2 separate regions of the Homo sapiens genome follow, and region 1 is linked to region 2. Evidence: chromatin contacts called from ENCODE Hi-C or POLR2A ChIA-PET data. All regions are on one chromosome and are shown on one strand. The core of a region is the stretch at or near the end of the contact, and the rest is flanking DNA. Distances in the headings are between cores, read along the strand shown. Region 1 holds the start of SAXO5 (stabilizer of axonemal microtubules 5). Region 2 overlaps INSR (insulin receptor).

Evidence for each region. A loop is a pair of places that touch in the nucleus more often than their neighbours do. ChIA-PET counts read pairs that join two places held with the same protein, here RNA polymerase II (POLR2A). Pooled maps may share reads with other maps.
Region 1: a loop to region 2 is called in a map of gastrocnemius medialis, with 3 times the contacts of the local background. The contact joins the promoter of SAXO5 here to the enhancer-like site in region 2. A Hi-C loop is called at or near these places in 1 of 168 maps with a recorded cell type or tissue (gastrocnemius medialis) and 5 of 50 pooled maps. POLR2A ChIA-PET finds 5 or more read pairs at or near these places in 1 of 52 experiments (HCT116).

What each region holds. Positions count from the first base shown.
Region 1 is chr19:7,496,298-7,501,889 of GRCh38, forward strand. It overlaps SAXO5 (stabilizer of axonemal microtubules 5), which reads left to right and starts at 1,251. Exons shown (of 9, transcript NM_198534.3): 1 at 1,251-1,385; 2 at 4,509-5,102. The coding sequence starts at 4,526.
Region 2 is chr19:7,205,321-7,211,776 of GRCh38, forward strand. The region is part of intron 2 of INSR (insulin receptor); the gene reads right to left. Among named protein-coding and RNA genes, the nearest start is that of INSR, 86 kb to the right of the region's middle. Within about 2 kb of position 2,836, at least 6 of the 41 ENCODE cell types and tissues checked have a DNase peak (open chromatin) inside an H3K27ac peak, as active enhancers do.

The DNA.
Region 1 (5,592 bases), core at 1-2,500, 290 kb after region 2:
CAGCCCTTTTCTGGACGCTACTTTGGGAGGCTGAGATTACAAATGTGAGCCACCATGCCTCACCTGTGTGTTGTTTTTATTTGTTTTTATCTGCTCATCTCAAAAAAGAAAGTAAAATTTCCAACCAATAAATTCATCCCACCCAAATCCCCTACTTCCTTAAGCTGTGCCCCCAAAACACCGAGCAGAATTGCAAATCCCATAATAAGTGCTTTCTGGCCGGGCGTGGTGGCTCACGCCTATAATCCCAGCACTTCGGGAGACTGAAGCGAGCGGATCACCCGAGGTCGGCAATTCGAAACCAGCCTGACCAACATGGAAAAACCCCATCTCTACTAAAAATACAAAATTAGCTGGGTGTGGTGGCACATGCCTATAATCCCAGCTACTCGGGAGCCTGAGGCAGGAGAATCACTTGAAGCCGGAGGTTGCGATGAGCTGAGATCGTGCCACTGCACCCCAGCCTGGGCAACAAGAGCGAAACTCCATCTCAAATAAATAAATAAATAAATAAATAGCGAAAAAAAGTTCTTTCTAACACCTCCCTACTGAGACCGCCATAGTGCCCTATGACATGTATGAGCTCTCTCTCCCTCTCTCTTTCTTTCTCTCTCTCTCTCTGATGAATAATAAGCTTGAATGTGTTCAATCACAGGTACATTCCTGGTGGTCTTTGACTGGGGAAGGAGGGGTGACCGGCCCCTTTAAAGGGAGATCTGTGAGCCCTAGAATAATATCAAGAGGTGCAGTGATTCAGGGAAGTGGGTCCATTCTGTGTGGGGTGTGTAGAAGGTAGAGGGACAGAAAAACTTTAGAGGATGATAATAATAATGGACACCAGCAGCCTATTTAATCAAATCCTCAATACTGACACTGCTTTCTGAACTGGCTACCATCATTAGTCCCCTTTTGCAGATGACAAAACCTAAGTCCTAGCCAGGCATGGTGGCACACACCTGTGGACCCACCCACTTGGGAGGCTGAGGCGAGAGGATCGCTTGAGCCCAGGACTTCAAGTCCAGCCTGGGCAACATAGCGAGAGCTTACCTCAAAAACAAAACCAACCGAACAAAACCCCAGAGGCTCCAAAAAGTCAATTACTTGCCTGGGTTCCTGGAGCTCTAAGGAGGCAGTATTCGCACCAAGCCTGCCTGCTAATTTTCCTCCCGGCTGCCCCTAGAGGTGCTGAGTGGTCATTGTGACAGTATCATTACACAAAGGAAGCTCTTGGGGTCACAATGCGCAGGGCTGGACCACCCTTGGATGCAGCCTGGGAAGGAACATGAGGATCCTCTGAGAGACCAGGGACAGAGGGAGACCCAAAGATCTGGTCTGTAGCTAAGTGAATTTTCTAAAACTCATTGATTCACACGCCATCCCTTGAGGTAGGTGCACTGTCCTCGTCCCTGATGTACAGAGGTGAAAACTGAGGCTCATGGGAGCTTAATGACTTATTCCAAGATTACCTGGCTAGTAGTCTCAGTTGTTGGATTCTCTGATGACCCATTTTGGAGGTCATATTCAACTCTCAACTATTGCAGGGGGCAAATGATTCAAAAAGCAGCAAACTCAGCCAGGCGCGGTGGCTCATGCCTGTAATCCCAGCATTTTGGGAGGCCGAGGAGGGTGGATCACCTGAGGCTAGGAGTTCGAGACCAGGCTGGCCAACATGGCGAAACCCCGTCTCTACTAAAAATACAAAAATTGGCCGGGCGTGGTGGCGGACACCTACAGTCCCAGCTACTCTGGAGGCTGAGGTGGGAGAATCGCTTGAATCCAGGAGGAAGAGGTTGCAGTGAGCTGAGAAAAAAAAAAAAGCAACAAACTTACACACTGAAAAACTGTGGTTTCATTAAAACACACACACACACATACACACACACACACACACACACACACACACCCTTCATCCATGTTTTCTTTCTATTTTTGTGATGGGGTTTCGCTCTGTCACCCAGGCTGGAGTGCGGTAGCGTGGTCTCGGATCACTGCAACCTCTGCCACCCAGGTTCAAGCGGTTCTCCCGCCTCAGCCTTCTGAGTAGCTGGGATGACAGGTGCATACTACCATGCCCAGCTAATTTTTGTATTTTTTTCTTTTTTTTTTTTTTTTTTTTGAGACAGAGTTTCGCTCTTGTTGCCCAGGCTGGAGTGCAATGGCGCAATCTTGGCTCACCACGACTTCTGCCTCCTGGGTTCAAGCTATTCTCCTGCCTCAGCCTCTGGAGTAGCTGGGATTACAGGCATGCGCCACCACGCCTGACTAATTTTGTATTTTTAGTAGAGATGGGGTTTCTCCATGTTGGTCAGGCTGGTCTTGAACTCCGACCTCAGGAGATCTGCCCACCTCGGCCTCCCAAAGTGCTGGGATTATAGGCCTGAGCCACTGCACCCGTCTGATCCATGTTTTCTAAATAGGTAGAGGTAAGCAGGTTTTGTGGGTTGAAGTGATCTGGGAGGTCTTCCTGCAAGAGGTGAGCCTGAGAACTTGGAATGCTGGTCTCCAAGGGAGACAGAGAGGAGAGCATGGGAGACACTTGTGATCTAAGCAAAGGCAAGAAAGTCCCAGGTGACTGAGCAGAGGCGGAGGGTCAGGGGAGGCTTGGAGTCTGAAGCTGAAGGTCAGAGGAGAGAGCTAACTCTCAGAAGGTGTGAAGACAGGAAGAGATTGAGAATAGGCAGGACCTAGGACAACTGCAGAGCAGGGGAAAACCAGTAAGAAAGTGCGTGGCAGGCCGGGCACAGTGGCTCACACCTGTCATCCCAGCACTTTGGGAGGCCAAGGCAGACAGATCACTTGAGGTCAGGAGTTCGAGACCAGCCTGACCAATGTGGTGAAACCCCGTCTCTACCAAAAATACAAAACTTAGACGGGCATGGTGGCAGGTACCTGTTATCCCAGCTACTTGGGAGGCTGAGGCAGGAGAGTCAGTTGAATCCAGGAGGTGGAGGTTGCAGTGAGCTGAGATCGTGCCACTGTACTCCAGCCTGGGGGACAGAGTGAGACTCTGTCACAAAAAGAAAAGGAAAGAAAGAAAGAGAGAGAAGGTAGGGAAGTGAAAGGAGCGGAGGGGAGGGGGGAGGGGCGGGGGAGGGGGAGAGAAGGGAGAAAAAGTGTGGCAGAAACGGAGATGGCCAGTGGCTGGGGTGCAGGGCTGGAGTTAGGCAGAGGAACAAAAATGGGTCCCCCAGAGGGGAAGAAGGAGAAAACCGTGGCCTTGACAACTGACTGAGGGTGAGAAGACGCGGTTCTTGTATCAGACATACAGTAGAATGCAGTGGTTAATTCTCCAAGTTCTAGAATCAGAGTCGCCCTGGGTTCAAATCTCAAGCAAATGACCACCTCCCTGAGCCTCAATGTCTTTTGTGAAGCAGTGGTTAAAACCTACCCTTGGCCAGGCATGGTGGCTAACACCTGTAATCCCAGCACTTTGGGAGGCTGAGGCAGAAGGGTTGCTTGAGCCCAGGAGTTTGAGACCAGCCTGAGCAACATAGCCAGACCCCTGTCTCTAAAAAAAAAAATAGAAAGAATTAGCCATGCATGGTGGTGCACACCTATAGTCCCAGATGCTCAGAAGACTGAGGTGAGAGGACCGTTTGAGCCCAAGAGGTTGAGCCCACCACACTTGTCTAATTTGTGTGTGTGTGTGTGTGTGTGTGTGTGTGTGTGGAGACGGGGTCCCACTATATTGCCCAGGCTGGTCCTGAACTCCCGGGCTCAAGCAGTCCTCTTGCTCTGACCTCTCACTGTGCCTGGATACAGGTGTGAGTCACAGTACCCAGCTATTACCTTCTAACCTACTCTTCAATTTTTGTTGTTATATTTTTTATTATTGTCTGTCATCTCCCGCCCCATTATCAATTCCACAAAGGCAGGGATCTAGGTCTATTTTGTGAACTAATGTTAGTTCCCCACCCCTGCTGGCCTCCAGGCCTAGAGTAGGGACAGAAATCATTTATGTGGTGCCTACTGTGTGCCAGGCCTACAGTAGGCACCACATGAAAGATTTTTTTTTATGTTTTGAGACGGAGTCTCGCTCTGTCGTCCAGGCTGGAGTGCAATGGCACAATCTCGGCTCACTGCAACCTCTGCCTCCCGGGTTCAAGCGATTCTCCTGCCTCAGCCTCCCGAGTAGCTGGGACTACGGGCGCCCACCACCACTCCAGGCTAATTTTTTTTAAAAATTATTTTTAGTACAGACAGGGTTTCACCACGTTGGCCAGGCTGGTCTCGAACTCCTGACCTCAGGTGATCCACCGGCCTCGGCCTCCCAAAGTGCTGAGATTACAGGCGTGAGCCCCCGCGCCCAGCCATGATTATTTCTGTCTCTGCTCTCGCTGGGGGAAGGCACAGAAGCTGTACCAGTTTCCCGTGATGTCCCCAGCCTCCAGCTCAGTGCTTGGCGAACAGAAAGGAGTCAAAGGCAGCAGAAAGGAGTCAAAAGCAGGAGTCAAAGGCAAGTGCCCCAATGGGCACTTGCTCAGTCCCTCATCTCCACCCTCTCGCAGGTGGCTGGTGTCCCGCGATGGCCACAGGCGCCCTCCTGCCGTGCTCGCGCCCGTGCCCGATGTCCCGGCTGGACTTCCTCAAGGCCTCGCACTTCTCGCTGGGGCCTGACCTGCGGCTGCACGAGGGCACCATGCGCACCACGTCGCACCGGGACTTTGCCTACCCGGCTGCCACCCGGGAGCCGCCGAGCCTGCAGCCGCCGCCCGCGCTGCTTTTCCCAATGGACCCGCGCTGGGACCGGGAAGAGCGCGTGTCGGAGGCGCACCGCGCGTTCCCGCCGCCATCCACGCCGCCGTGGGAGCTGCTGCAAGCGCAGGCGCGGGAACGCACGCTCGCCATGCAGGCCGGCAACCTGCACCTGCACGAGGACGCGCACGCCGGGATCGGCCTCTCCAACGCGCACGCCGCCTACGGCTGGCCCGAGCTGCCGGCGCGCACCCGAGAGCGGATCCGCGGCGCGCGCCTCATCTTCGACCGCGACTCCCTGCCTCCTGGCGACCGCGACAAGTTGCGCATCCCGCCCACCACGCACCAGGCGCTCTTTCCACCCCACGACGCGCGCCCGCAGCCTCGCGCGCCCAGTTGCCACCTCGGTGAGCGCGCGCCCGGGCTGAGTGGGCGATTTGCTTCACATTGTGGTTCTCAAACAGGGGCAAGGGCTCTTCATTCCCCTTCCCCCAGGGAACATTTGGCAATGTCTGGAAACGCTTTTGGTGGTCAGGACTTGGGGGGTGGCCGGGCGCGGTGGCTCAAGCCTGTAACCTCAGCACTTTGGGAGTTGGAGGCGGGGGGATCGCTTGAGGTCAAGAGTTCGAGACCAGCCTGGCCAATATGGAGGAACCCCGCCTCTACTAAAATACAAAAATTAGTAGGGCGCGGTGAAGGGTGCCTGTAATCCCAGCTACTTGAGAGGCTGAGGCAGGAGAATCGCTTGAACCCAGGGGGCAGAGGTTGTGGTGAGCTGAGATTGTGCCACCGCATTCCAACCTGGGAGACAGAGCAAGGCTCCGTCTCAAAAAAAGGAAAGAAAGAAAGGAAGAAGAGAAAGAAGAAAGAGAGAGAGAGAGAGAGGAAGGAAGGAAG
Region 2 (6,456 bases), core at 1,586-4,085:
GGGGGCTGAAACGCCCGGGTTGTTAATTTCCTCAGAAGGTTATTCTATAAAAGCCAAAGTGTTACTTTCTTGCATTGAGAAACCAGAGCACCAAATGCCAACTTTCTAGCTCAGTTCTCACCTTCCTTCCTCATGTCTGCCATGCAATCAAACTAAGGAACGGATGGACAGCCAGCCATGCCTGTCAGTCCCGCAGTAGCCAGGCCTAAGATGGGGACAGTAGGAGGAGCGTGGAGAAATTCTACATTGTCCAAATCTGCTCTCTTGGCTTCCTGCAGTGGCTCTCTCATGCCTGTAATCCCGATACTTTGGGAGGCTGAAGCTGGAGGATCACCTGAGGTCAGGAGTTCAAGACCAGCCTGGGCAACATGGCAAGACCCCTCACACCCCCCACGCCCATCTCTACAGATAATACAAAAATTAGGTGGGCATTGTGGTGCACACCTGTAGTCCCAGCTATTCGGGAGGCTGAGGTGGGAGGATCAATTAGCCCAGGAGGTCAAAGCTGCAGTGGGTTATGACTGCATGACAGCACTCCAGCCTGGGTGACAGAGTGAGACACTGTCTGAGGCTCTCCCATCAGACCTGCGAGCCACAGCTTCAATAGCCAGCACGTGGAGTGCAAGGACTTATGGTATCAGGTCGACCTGAGTTTCGAGCAGACACAGCTACTTCCTGGTCACATGAGTCTGCTTTCTGTGCCTCGGTTTCCCCATGTGCAGACGGGAACCATCGAAGTACCTTGGGCTGACTTGAATACTGGAGGGGATGACGCACAAAATAGCACTCACAACTTCCTTTATTTCATGGGAAGAGAGGGTTGGATGGATTAAACCAGGGGTCCCCCACCCCTCAGGGAGTTGAGAGACAGAATCTCATTCTGTAACCCAGGCTGGAGTGCAGTGGGTGTGATCATAGCTCACTGCAGCTTCTACCTCTTGGGCTCACTCAATCTTCCCACCTCAGCCTCCCAAGTAGCTGGGACTACAGGCACACACTTGTGATCCACACTCAGCTAATTTTGGTATTTTTTGAGCAGACGGGGTTTGGCCATGTTGCCCAGTCTAGTTTCAAACCAGCCAGTTAGGAACCAGGCTGCACAGCAGTGGACGAGGGGCGGGCGAGCGATGGAAGCTTCATCTGTATTTACAGTCACTCCTCATTGCTTGCATGACCATCTGAGCTGCGCCTCCTGTCAGATCAGCAGCAGCATTAGATTCTCCTAGGAGCGTGAACCCTATTGTGAACTGTGCATGCGAGGGATCTGGGTTGCACGCTCTTTATGAGAATCTAATGCTTGATGATCTGTCACTGTCTCCCGTCACCACCAAATGGGACTGTCTATTTGCAAGAACCCAGGAGGAGGAGGTTTCAGTGAACAGAGATTGCACCAGTGCAGTCCAGCCTGGGTGGCAGAGTGAGACCCTGTCTCAACAACAACGACCACAACAAAAACAAACAAAAAAAGAGTCATCAAGGAATAAATAAAACGGGTGACACGCTGTTTTTCTAAAGCCCAAATATCACGTTGTCAACCACACTTCCTGATGACATCTAAATCCCCTTTGAAACTGCTTGGAAGTTTCTAGAAGAGCTCATCCACAGTAACAGAACACTCAAGTCTAAAAGGGAAAACACAAAATCCCCAATTTTCCTCTCAGAAATCAAGATTTAATAGCCTCCTAAGGAAACCATAATTTGAGGGCCATTGGGAGCATTACTCTCTGAGGCCTGTGATTATAGAATGCCGAGAATGATTGGGAACTTGAACCACCAGTGAATTTGGGCTCCAACTAAAATGAATGAGACCCGTGGCCAGGCACGGTGGTTCACGCCTGTAACCCCAGCACTTTGGGAGGCTGAGGCAAGCAGATCACCTGAGGTCGGGAGTTCGAGACCAGCCTGGCCAACATGGTGAAACCTTGTCTCTGCTAAAAATAGAAAAATTAGCCAGGCATGGTGGCATGCACCTGTAATCCCCAGCTGCTCGGGAGGCTGAGGCAGGAGAATCGCTTGAACCCGGGAGGCAGAGGTTGCAGTGAGCCAAGATGGTGCCACTGCACTCCAGCCTGGGCAACAGAGTGAGACTCCATCTCAAAACAAAACAAAACAAAACAAAATAAAAAATTAAAATGAATGAGACCCAAAGCAGAAGGTATACCAAAGCCCCCTCACCCACACACAGACACTAAGAGGAGGCTGGGGAGGGCTCAAGGAAGTTGGAAAGAGGGAAAATATCACGAGAATAAAGCAACCATCTCAAAAAACAACATGAGTTTCCCCACTTATGTCTCCCTAGCCTGGCTAAAGAAAGGAGAATGGGCCGGGCCAGTGGCTCACACCTGTAATCCCAGCACTTTGGGAGGCTGAGGCAGGAGGATCGCTTAAGACCAGAAGTTCGAGACAAGCCTGGGCAATATAGCAAGACCCATCTCTACAAACAAGTTTAAAAACTACTTGAGGGCCTGAGGCAGGAGGATCACTTGAGCACAGGGGTTTGAGGCTGCAATGAGCTATGACTGTGCCGTTGCACTCTAGCCTGGGTGATAGAGTGAGACCTTGTTTGAGAAGGAAGGAAGGAAAGGAAGGAAGGAAGGAAGGAAGGAAGGAAGGAAGGAAGGGAAGGAGGGAGGGAGGGAGGGAGGGAGGCAAAGAAAGAAAAGAGTTACAAGGAGCTTGGCCTTGGGCATGGAAAGGGATTTGTGGTTAAGAGCTGGCCCCTCTTCCAGCCCTTGTACCCCCCAGAAAACCACCTCGTGTTTGGCTCACGAACTTCTGCTTCTTGGAACTCATCTAAGTCAAAGACAACAACACCCTCTGAGATGCTACTGACCTCATGCCACGTAACTATTCTGTGGCTGCCAGGAGGAACCGCCCACTCGCTCTTCTTGGGTTTACTCCTAATTCCACGCCCACCTCACCTTGAACTTCCCACTTTGAAATCTAAAGATCAAAGGTGTTTCTTGGTTCTCACATAGAAATCCCCCCCTTGAACTTCCTTCCTATCTGTTTCCTCAGCCTATCTTCCCTCTGGCCGTGTATTATTCACAAAGAGTTCTACAGGATACAAAGATAAAATTTAATGTACTTTCCTTAGCAACCGGAAAAAAAAAATCCCTGAAAAATTAAACAGCAGATACCCAAATAGAAACTTTGCTTTAGAAAAATGGGATTTGACCACACACACGTGCACAGGCCACACAAACCGTCATAACCTTGACCAGCTTAAGAGAACAATTCTCAAGCCAGTGAGAAAACAACAGCTGTGGCCGGGCGCAGTGGCTCACACCTGTAATCCCAGCACTTTGGGAGGCCCAGGCGGGTGGATCGCTTGAGCCCAGGAGCTCGAGACCAGCTTAGATAACATGGCAAAACCCTGTCTCGGCTAGGGGTACAAAAATTAGGCTGGGCGCAGTGGCTCACGCCTGTAATCCCAGCACTTTGGGAGGCCGAAGTGGGCGGATCACGAGGTCAGGAAATCGAGACCATCCTGGCCAACATGCGAAACCCCCTCTCTACTAAAAATACAAAAATTAGCTGGGCATGGTGGCGCGTGCCTGTAATCCCAGCTACTCGAGAGGCAGAAGCAGGAGAATCGCTTGAACAGGGGAGTTGGAAGTTGCAGTGAGCCAAGATGGCGCCACTGCATTCCAGCCTGGCAACAGAGCAAGACTCCATTAAAAAAAAAAATTAGCTGGGCATAGTGGCACATGCCTGTGATCCCAGCTACTCAGGAGGCTGAGGCATGGGAACTGCTTGAACCCAGGAGGCAGAGGTTGCAGTGAGCCAAGATTGTGCCACTGCATTCCAGCCTGGGCGACAGAGCAAGATTCCATCTCTAAATAAATAAATAAAATTAGCTGGGCATAGTGGCACACACCTGTGGTCCCAGCTACTCAGGAAGCTGAAGCAGGAGGATTGCTTGTGCCCAGAAGGTCAAGGCTGCAGTGAGCTGTGATCACACCACTGCACTCCAGGCTGGGTGACCAATGCATCGCTCTCACCTCTCTCCAGGCAGCCTGCAGAAGCCAGATATTTATTTGAAACCTCCAGCTTCTGCTCCTCATGTGTATGCAAACGTTGAGCTCAACTCCATAAAAGTCATGTTTTGTTTTGTTTTTTGTTTTGAGACAGGGTCTTTCTCTGTCACCCAGGCTGCCTATCACAGCTCTCTGCAGCCTCGACTTCCCAGGCTTAACTGATCCTCCTGCCTCAGCCTCTCGAGTAACTGGGATTATAGGCACACACCACCATGCCCAGCTAATTTTTTTTTTTTAGAGAAGGGGTCTTGCTATGCTGCCCAGGCTGGTCTCGAACTCCTGGATTCAAGCGATCCTCCCGTCTCAGCCTCCCAAAGTGCTGGGATTACAGGTGTGAGCCATGACGCCTGGCCAAAGTCATGTATTTTATTCCATAATAGATGTACATGAGGGTAAAAATAACACTTGACTAATGTACAGGTTGAAATACAGAACATTTGCACCACCCCCATCTTTGAATACTATTTCATCCACCCTACTCCAATTCCAAGAGCAATGTCGTGGGTGTCTTAGCAATCAAGGATAGCACCTCCAGAACAAAAACGCTGTGAAAGTCAAAGAGAAGTTCTGTTTATACTAACAAAGGGCTGGAAATGTCTATTGGTTGTGGGTTGAATAAGTAAATTCCAAATGAACGTGACCACAGAAGAAACAGAGATTCAAAATGACCCCCAAGAAGTATTACTAAGGGAGAACGCCAAGAGCCAGGCGCAGTGGCTCACACCCGTAATCTCAGCACTTTAGGAGGCCGAGGCGGGTGGATCACCTGAGGTCAGGAGTTTGAGACCAGCCTGATCAACATGGGAAAACCCCATCTCTACTAAAAATACAAAAATTAGTCAGGTGTGGTGGTGTGTGACTGTAATCCCAGTTGCTCGGGAAGCTGAGGCAGGAGAATCGCTTGAACCCAGGAGGTGGAGGTTGCAGTGAGCCGAGATTGAGCCATTGCACTGCAGCCTGGTCAACAGAGACTCTGTCTCAAAAAAAAAAAAAAAAAAGTAAACAAGAGTGTCTCCTCTCCATAAACAAATTAACAGGAGAAACTCAGCCCCACTAAAACACACACAAATTTAGGAAATTGACAAAAACCTAAGAGCTGAGAAAATATGGGTTCTGGAGTCTCAGTGTTTGGCATCAAGTCATGGCTCCACTTTCTCCTCGCTGTGCGACTCCTGGAGGGGAACCTAGTGTGCCTGGTCCTCAGTTTCCCTGTCTGTAGAATGGGCTGGGAAAAACTATGCAGATTCTTGGAACCAGGGTGACACAAGCAAGGCACTGGCCTCTGGCATAAAAGTTAAGGCGTGCCAAAACCGTCTTCAAGATAAGTTATATATATAAATATATATGTATATATGGAGAGAGAGAGACAGAGACAGAGAGACAGAGAGAGACAGAGTCTTACTCTGTGGCCCAGGCTGGAGTGCAGTGGTACAGTCTCAGCTCACTGCAGCCTCTGCCTCGCGGTTTCAAGCAATTCTCCTGCCTCTGCCTCCCAAGTAGCTGGGATTACAGCCACCCACCACCATGCCCAGCTAATTATTATATTTTTAGTAGAGACAGGGTTTCACCATGTTGGCGAGGCTGGTCTCTAACTCCTGACCTCAAGTGATCCGTCCTCCCAAAGTACTGGGATTACAGGTGTTGATCAAACTGTTCTTGATACAATCAGGTAATTCCAGAAAAATTGTCCCCTTGGGGCCTGCTTGTTAGTTGGCTGGTTTGTTTGAAAGAGGATCTCGCTCAGCTGCATGGGCTGGAGTGCAGTAGCAAGTCACAGCTCACTGCAGCCTCGACTTCCTGGGCTTAAGCGATTCTCCCACCTCAGCCTCCCATGTAGCTGCGACTACAGGTGCATGTCACCATGCCCAGCTAATTTTTATATTTGTAGTAGAAATAGGCTCTTTCTGTATTGCCCAGGCTGGTTTTGAACTCCTGGCCTCGAGAATTCCTCCCACCTTGGCCTCTCTAAGCACCAAGATGACAGGTGCGAGGGAGGCACTGCGCTGTCTTATTTAGCAATAAGCTACATTCCATTTTCAGGAGGTGACGCTGTCATCCCACTGCCAGTACAATCCAGGTAAGGATTTCACTCCATCCTCTGTGTTTTCCAAAGGAGCCGGTATTTGAAAAGGACGTGCATTCCACCAAGCATTCTTAACGACCTGGGCCTTTGGGGTCAGGTAAGTTCCAGATTTTATTATTAGTAACAAATTAAATTGACTAACAACAAAAGAAAAGTGCACCATCAATGACCCCTCAGGAACCAAAACATGCACAATCCCATTGACACAGGGACAGAGTAAACTGCTCAACAGCTGACTCTACTCCCACAGACTGAAAGCTGCAGGGTCAGGGCCGGCAGCCGCGGAGAAGGAAGCTGTCCCCGTCAACACGGTCTGGAACAATCCACAACGCT